Linked DNA regions of Homo sapiens: region 1 is linked to region 2. A link is an interaction called in ENCODE POLR2A ChIA-PET data of the cell type or tissue named here. Cell type or tissue: PC-9. All regions are shown on one strand. Each heading gives the region's core, and the rest is flanking DNA. Links, peaks and the distances in the headings are about the cores only. Region 1 overlaps MARCHF6 (membrane associated ring-CH-type finger 6). Region 2 overlaps CCT5 (chaperonin containing TCP1 subunit 5).

What was found. ChIA-PET counts read pairs that join two places held together with the same protein. Peaks named below come from ENCODE experiments on the same cell type or tissue, not always from the same donor. Only the 100,000 strongest peaks of a DNase experiment are listed, where the experiment ranks them.
Region 1: POLR2A ChIA-PET joins it to region 2 with 12 read pairs; 26 of 35 experiments call an interaction of 5 or more read pairs at or near these places.

The regions. Positions count from the first base shown.
Region 1 is chr5:10,359,138-10,363,542 of GRCh38, reverse strand. The region is part of intron 1 of MARCHF6 (membrane associated ring-CH-type finger 6); the gene reads right to left. Among named protein-coding and RNA genes, the nearest start is that of MARCHF6-DT, 7.3 kb to the right of the region's middle. In PC-9, for the core only: no CTCF peak of the experiment used is centred there; no DNase peak of the experiment used is centred there; H3K27ac peaks cover 629 bases.
Region 2 is chr5:10,260,630-10,265,033 of GRCh38, reverse strand. It overlaps CCT5 (chaperonin containing TCP1 subunit 5), which reads right to left. Exons shown (of 11, transcript NM_012073.5): 7 at 4,123-4,242; 8 at 3,289-3,474; 9 at 2,416-2,553; 10 at 1,720-1,900; 11 at 1-378. The coding sequence ends at 251. Among named protein-coding and RNA genes, the nearest start is that of CCT5, 13 kb to the right of the region's middle. In PC-9, for the core only: no CTCF peak of the experiment used is centred there; no DNase peak of the experiment used is centred there; H3K27ac peaks cover 896 bases.

The sequences.
Region 1 (4,405 bases), core at 216-4,215, 99 kb before region 2:
CCTAGCGTAACAAATGAAGGTTCCAATTTTTCTACAATGCTCACCAACACTTACCTGTTCTTTCTGATTATAGCCATCCTAGCAGGTGTGAAGTGGTGTCTCATTATGGTTTTGACTAATGATGCTTAGCATATTTGCATATGCTTAATAGCCATGTACATGTATTTTTTAGTGAAGTGTCTATACAAATCTTTGGACCATTTTAAAAACTGAGTTATTGTTTTCTTATTACTGAGTTCTGAGAATTTTTTATATACTCCAAGCCCCTTATAAGATACATCTTCTGTATCCTGTCTTCATTCTGTTAAGTGTCTTTCTAATTTTGAAAGAAATTCTGAATTTTGATGCCATCTGATTTATCCACTTCTTTTATGGATCATGCTTTTGGAGTCATACCTAAGAGATCTTGGTCTAACCCAAGATTCCGAAGAATTTCTCCTATATTTTCCCCTAGAAGTTTCATAGTTTTAGGTTTTTCATTGAGGTCTAACAGCCCTTTGAGTTAATTTTGGTATATGGTACAAGCTATAGCTCAAAGTTCTTTTTTTTTTCCTACAGCTATTCAACTATTCCAGTGCCATTTGTTGAAAAACGATATCCTTTATATTTTATGCAATTGCTTTTGCACTTCTGTCCAAAAATCAACTGTCCATGTATGTGTGGATCTATTTCTGGACTCTATCCTACACTACCAGACAAATGGATTTTAATTTAACAGTTAATTTAATTTTTTAAGGTGACTGCCATGTTTTCAGATACGTTAAGAAACTACCACTTGTCAAGTTTTGACATAGTATCAAAGAACATACAAACATCTGAAAATATTCATCCCTTTTCAAGCTATAAATCTGTGTGATGCCGAGTTTTTATATACACTAACCAAAACACTTAACAAAGTGACTGCAAAGGGAGAGATGAGAATCCAATTGTCTTATAATAATCCAGATAACGTTATTTTTATTAACATATATTGAGTTTATTGTTACTTTTAAATATTCTAAATAATTTGTATTCATTCTTCATTTCTAATATGGTAAATATCTATCTTTACATATAAAACCCACATAAACAAAAGTCCTTTGGGTCCTCAATTTTAAGAATGTAAAGGGGTCTTGGGACAAAGCTTTGAAAACCACTACTCTAGCTACATCAATGCTCTTCAAACTGTTCCATTCAATAGAAATGCCTCTTGGCACTTTTCAAGGACTTGGAATGAAGAAATGAAACATGCAGAAAACATTGTTGCACAGGTCCTAGATACGTAGTAGACATGTACCCAATATTTGGTAAATGGGGAAGTAATCAAAAAAGACATGGAATCTCCAATATTCTATTTCAAAAGTGTTATAACAGAACTGCACCCTAAACAGGGTAAATTTGTGTGTAAATTATACTTTATTAACCTGATTCCATCTTTACAGAATACATTAAGAGGTGACAGAAGGGAAGGAGAGAGACAGGAAAGTAAAAAGTGTATTACAGCCAGGCACAGTGGCTCACACCTGTAATCCCAGCACTTTGGGAGGCCGAGGTGGGCGGATCACCTGAGGTCAGGAGTTCAAGACCAGCCTGACCAACATGGAGAAACCCCATCTCTACTAAAAATACAAAATTAGCCAGGTGTGGTGGTGCATGCCTGTAATCCCAGCTACTCGGGAGGCTGAGGCAGGAGAATCCCTTGAATCCAGGAGGCGGAGGTTGCCATGAGCCGAGATCGCGCCATTGCACTGCAGCCTAGGCAACAAGAGCTAAACTCCGTCTCAAAAAAAAAAAGATATTATAATGAAGTTAAGTTATAAAAAATAAGTGTACAGGGAATGCTTCAGTCTTCCAAGCCTTCAAGAATTCATGTCTATCATGGGCTGAATTGCACTGCCCCTCCCCCCGTAATTCACGTGTTGAAGCCCTAACCTGCATGTATACACAATGTAACTATATTTGGAGACAGGATCTTTAAAGAGGTAATTAAGTTAAAATGAGGTCCTTAGAGTAGGCCCTAATCCAATATGACTAGCGTCTTTAAAAAAAGAAGAGATTAGGACATAGAGGGACAACTACATGAAGACATACAGAGAGAAGACTACATGAAGACACAGAAGACAATCATCTACAAGCCAAGGAGAGAGACCTCAGAAGAAACCAGGCCTACCAACACCTTCATCTCAAACTTCTAGCCTCCAGAGTTGAGAAAACAAATTTCTCTTAAGCACCCAATCTGTAGTACTTTGTTACAGCAGCCCCTGCAAACTAAAACAATATCTAAAACTGAACTACTTATCTCTTTCCATTCCCATTTGAAATAATATAAAAATCAATCATTTTTAACTCCTCCTCCTTATATTACCTCTTCAATTACTATGTTCTATTAATTCTACCTTGGTCTATTTCTTCTTTTCCATTCTTTCCATTCCCTCTACCTTAATGTAACTCCTATATCTCATCTAGCCTACTGCAACAGCATTCTAAAATATAGTCTGAATTATTAAGTTTTCCCTTGGGGGGTTCTTACTTCCTATTCACTTTTCAAGAACTCTTTCTGTTCTAACTGTATTATACTAAAAATAAGTGATCTTCATAGTCTTACAGGACAGAAGTAAAACCCACTAAAGTAAGCCTGGCCTGGAAGAAATGGGAAGTAGGCATCTGGAAGAGGATAGCCCAGCAATAATCACTCACAGGGCTTCAGTCTAAAAAGTATTCTAATTGAGCAATATAGCAGATCTCTTTTGCACTGTCTTACCAGCTCAAGAATGGACACAGCCAGTCATGATTCTTATTCTTCCATTACCTTTCCCACCACCACCCAGCTACCTGGATCAAAAGGATAAGCAACTGACCCAAGATGAGCCAGTGAGATTGTAGCTTCCAGAAATTTGAATTTAAGACAAACAAAAACTTGTCTTAACCAGGAAAGAGATAGACTCAGTAACCCTGGGGGATTGGTTTCAGGAAGTCCACAGGTGCCAAAATCCACAGATGCTCAAGTCCCTTATGTAAAACAGCATAGTATTTCCAAGTAACCTATGCACATCCTTCCATATACAGGAGTCCCCTGAACAAGAGTTAGGGGCACCGACCTCCTGCACAATCAAAAATCCACATACAGCCGGGCGCGGTGGCTCACGCCTATAATCCCAGCACTTTGGGAGGCTGAGGCAGATGGATCACCTGAGGTCAGGAGTTCAAGCCAATATGATGAAACCCCATCTCTACGAAAAATACAAAATTAGCCAGGCATGGTGGTGCATGCCTGTAATCCCAGCTACTCGGGAGGCTGAGGCAGGAGAATCGCTTGAACCTGGGAGGCGGAGGTTGCAATGAGCTGAGATGGTGCCACTGTACTCTAGCCTGGGCAAAAAGAGCAAAACTCTGTCTCAAAAAAAAAAAAAAAAAAAAAACACACACACATACAACTTTTGACTCCCGAAAAACTACTAATGGAAAACTACTAACAGCCTACTGGTGACCAGAAGCCTTCCCATAACATAATACAACATAAACAGTAGATTAATACACATATTGTACTACTTTTTTTTTGAGACGGAGTCTTGCTCTGTTGCCCAGGCTGGAGTGCAGTGGCGCGATCTCGGCTGACTGCAAGCTCCGCCTCCCACGTTCACGCCATTCTCCTGTCTCAGCCTCCCAAGGAGCTGGGATTACAGGCACCCGCCACCACATCCAGCTAATTTTTTCTATTTTTAGTAGAGACAGGGTTTCGCCATGTTGTCCAGGCTGGTCTCGAACTCCTGACCTCAGGTGATCTGCCTGCCACCGCCTCCGAAAGTGCTGGGATTACAGGCGTGAGCCACCGCACCCAGCCTTTGTATTACATTATACTAGGTATTATGAGTACTCAGGAGATTATTTAAAGTACAGATCTGTGAACATCACAGTTTGAACTACATGGGTCCACTTATACGCGGATTTCTTTCTTCAATAAATATATTGGAGAATTTTTTGGAAATTCACAACAATTTAAAAAAAGATGAACTGTGTAGCTTAGAAGGAGCAAAAAAAATAAAATTATGCCATGAATGCATAAACTGTATTATATGTATTGCGTACTGTATTATATGCTGCATTCTTACAATATGTATTGTAATATTATATACTGTATTCTATATTATATACTTTATTTTTACAATAAAGCTAGAGAAAAAAATTAAGAAAATCAGAAGGAAATTACATTTACAGCACTGTACCATATTTATTGATACCTGTCTGTTTACAAGATAAATCATTCTGAAATGGCCAGCAACCACAGCTACAAACCTCAATCTATGGCACATATGAAGCAATTCGACTTTTTCTTCATAATGTCATGCCTTTTTTCAGCTTCCTGGAGCACTTCCAGCATCACTTAGTGGCACCTCATATGGATCCCATCATGTTATTCAAAGTTTAG
Region 2 (4,404 bases), core at 405-4,404:
ACCCGAAGAGAAGATAAAGGTTGTTTAAACAGATTCTTTTAATACAATGAATACAAAAGCAGTTGAGATGGTACCCCCACGATTACACAGCTTTGAACAAGTGAAACTATGGTTACCAAACAGCTATTTTTATTATAGCATCTACAGTGTCTGGAAAAGGATGTAACAATAAATAACTGTAGATGCATCACGAGACATCCATTTACTTAATCACAGAAGTGGATCTTGCTACATAGTTTTCTCAATGTCTTCATTCTTCAGATTCTCCAGGCTTACGAATGTCATCAATCTTCAAAATCATTCTAACCATTTGTGTTGCAAGAGATATCTGTTGCTTTTTGCCAATCAAGGTTTCTATGACATGCTGTTGCTTCATATCTGAAAAATACAAGGACACTGATTATCCTAAAATAGCATACAATAAACTATCAATAACCAACTCTTTCTGATTTAGGGAATCACAGTAAGACTTAAGAAATACAAACTCCTGGAAGCCAAGCAGGAAGCCACTAATTTCAGTTATATTTCATTTTCAGATGAATGTAATTTCATTACTTCCAAGGACACTCTGGAACTCGCACCTGGTAAAGAGAGCTGTTGGGAGGGCACTGTCTTCAATGACTAGCTACAGGGTGACATTTTTCAGGAACATCTTATCCCACAAAGTATCCATACCCTAACTTAGGAAATCTAAAGTAAGTCCATCTGACCACAGCTGAAATGTAAGATATTTCCAAGAAAGATCTAGAAATGCTAATTTTTTTTTTGGAGACAGGTGTCACCCAGGCTGGAATACAACAGTGCGATCTCAGCTCACTGGAACCTCTGCGTCCCGGGTTCAAGCGATTCTCCTGCCTCAGCCTCCCGAGTAGCTGGGATTACAGGTGCCTGCCCTGACCAGGCCTGGCTAATTTTGTATTTTTTGTAGAGATGGTGTTTCACCATGTTGGTCAGGCTGGTGTCAAACTCCTGACCTCAGGTGATCCACCCGGCTTGGCCTCCTAAAGTGCTGGGATTACAGACATGAGTCACTGCGCCCGGCCCTAGAAATGCTAAATTTGAGCACAACCAGGCATTCAAGTTAGAAACATTAAATGTTTGCCTCACAAAGAGTTGCTACTATTGAAACCCTTGGAATTTGAGCATGGAAAGCAGAATGTACCTATACCTTTAAGCAAAAGCTGTCATTCTGTGGATGGATTACAGACATGGCCTGATTTAGTACAGAAATGCCTGAGACCACTGTTTCAACAAGCTACAGCCACCATATCTTTTTGGGAGCCGAGCTACACAAGTGGCTACAGAGGTTATATATTACATTTAGAAAACACTCCACAGTGTGCAGGATTAACCACACAGTGAACTGTGAACTAAAGCCCACTTCAGAGCTGTTATATATATGCTGCCCACTGACAGACATCTGTGTAAAAACAGCAATAAGGCATTACTTCCCAAAAACCAGAGATTAAAACCTAAGTCATCTTTGGTGATAGTACCATATGCACTTTACTGTTATTACAATGAGTCTCATGTTGCTAGGTCTAGTAGTCTAACCAATTCCTACGGCAATCAAACATTCTAAAATTCAGGACTTGAACACCTGAAGTGGGCTTACATATTTAAAAAGACACCATCATCTCACAGCACATACAGTGGATGATTATTCAGTTTAAATCAGACATCCCCCCCCCTCCACGCAGAGGCGTGACAGCTCCTCACCATTTGTCCCCTTGTGCAAACAGTCGATGCCAAGAGCAGGGTTCATCTCCTTCACCTGTCTGGCTCGGACTTCGGTCATAGTCTGGATGGGATTCATGCCACTGTTTTCAGAGAGGGCCATGGGGATGACCTCCAGTGCGTCGGCAAACGCTCTCATGGCATACTGTTCTAAGGTGGGGCACTGGAAAGGTACAGAAGTATGGTGAGTGCACTTGGCGAAACAAAACAACCCAGCGGCACCGTGAAAACACAACTGTATCACATACTTTGAAAAGTCAGCTCACAAAGAATTGTAAGAACAGGCTGTCTTTATTTTTGTATCTATCAGAATATTATAATGTCACCACAGAATACAGGCAGAGGGTATACATACATGTGAGAGATGTCTCAAAATACAGCAGCTCTTATGGCTTTATTTTTAAGTTATAATATTAATTTTGAATTTCAAATAACATTAAAAGACTATAGATTTATTATTTCAAGGACGAACTGGCTGAAAACAGCTGAGAAATGCTAGGTTATGGTAACCAGAATCTGAATACAGGAACGTGGGAATTAACTTAGATTAAAACACCTGTCACCTACACACAGCTCACGATGCTTGTTTTGCATCCAGCACCTCGCTGTTCCGCAGCTTCACAGTCTCCACCATCAGCGAGGCCTGAATCTTTCACTAAGTCTGCACAGATCCCTTACCTTATCCGCCTCTTGGCTAACTGCCAGGGCACAGGATATCTCAGCAGCCCCTCCTCCATACACCACACGATTATCGCGGATGAGGTTCCGGATGACACACAAAGCATCGTGAAGGGATCGTTTCGCCTCCTCAATGATCTAAGGAAAACAGCTTTGCCTGAATTAATGTGATCAAGATCTAGTCAATTTAGAGCCAAGTATCTGGCACCTTTTTAAAGACAGAGAGGCTGTGCTCTAATATTTAGATGGCCTCCACTATCGGATAATATTTATCTTTCTAGCTTTCCTTCCTGCAATGTAGTTAACAAAATTCAAGAGGCAGAGGCGGCCAGTGACTCATTCTAGGATACACGGTCAAGCAAGAGTCAAAAACTGACAAAACTCGCAAAGATTTATCACAATGTGCTAAAAACTCATTCTCAAAGAACAGAGATCGTCAATGGTTATTCACTTGGGTTCCCTTTTTCTACCTAAGGGACAGATGTAAGTCATCCTTGGTAATAATACCATATTGTAATTAAAATGAGTCTTATGTTGCTAGGGCTAGCAGTTTAACCAACCCCTAATGTAACTGTATCAAACATTCTAAAATCCAGGACTTGAATATTTAAACTGTGTTTAAGTATTTAAAAAGATATAAAAATCTCATAGTGTATATTGTATACTCTAAGGGACAGCAGAAAGGCAAATGTGCCTTGTGAAATTAACAATTTAACATGGTCTTCAGTAATTTTACACCATGATACGTCATTGTTTGAGAACCACGATTATTTTTCTTATGGTGACTGTGTCTCTGTTAAATACACACAGGCAAAAAAGCCAGACCATGAAGCAAAATAAGCAACAGTATAGGACAAATAGTTGAATTCTCACCATCTTATTTCCTCCTCTAATAAAAATGGTTACAGCTCTGGAGTTCTTACACTGCTCGATGACCAGCATTTTATCCTTAGTTGTCCCAAATGAGATCTCCTGTACAAGACCAGCAAAGCCCAGCTTCTCGGCTGTGAGCTCTGAGAACCTGGGGACGATCCGCCCTCCTGTTGCGATGGCAATCAGCTAATTGGGGTGGTCAGGGAGAAGGATGAAGACAGTACTGGTGAAGTTAACTTTCAAAACTGGGCCACAAATGAGCAAAACTTGATCTAAGACCAACTTGTTCACTAGAACTGCTGCCCCACTTTGACCGAGACATCTCCAGTTCAACCCAAAGCACCTTGCTAGGTAACAAGGCTCTTGAGCTGGACGTCTTGATTGGGGCTTTGGTGCTGCCCAGATCTATCACCCGGCGCCCGTCCCCTAAGCTCATACCCTCATCTCCCATCTGTGCAGCCCTCCCTCACTCTGGGAACCCAGCCTGCATGTTCCTTGCACTGCGCTGCAGTGAGAACCACCGAGGCACCGTTGCCTGGGACTGCCATTAGTATTTGGATGAGACCAGGTCTTCCAGCCTTAGTAAGTCAACGACAGGGCCAAGTGAGACAACACAGGGAGAGAATTTCAAAATGCCAGGGAACACCAGAAACACACAGCACTGTTATCCAAACAGTAACAAAGATTCCAGCGCTTTCCTCTCTCCCAGCTCACCCTCCCCTCATCTGCCAGCCTTGGTGTGATGCAGTTATTTAAGGCAGGGCTATCAAAACACCCCTCAACACATAAGATGAACCCCTACTTCTCAAAGTCTCTTCACGTGGAACATCCTACCTCAATTTCAGGTCCTCCTACCCAGCGAACCGCAGGCAAGTTGTTCTGAAGAAGTAAGTGATTTGCTTCATCATCAAAGCCCCACTGACAAATTGCTAGGTTAGCACCAGTCTCTTTAATCTGGGAAAAGAACCACCACAATCGTATTAAGAGAAAGTGGGTATTTATTCTTCATTACAATGTTTGAAAAAAGGAGAGGCACAGTTGGGTGTAAGGCAGGTGCACTCAAACACAAAAGCAAAGGAAAGAGAAGGAAGGAAATAGACAAGTGTCCACTTTTCT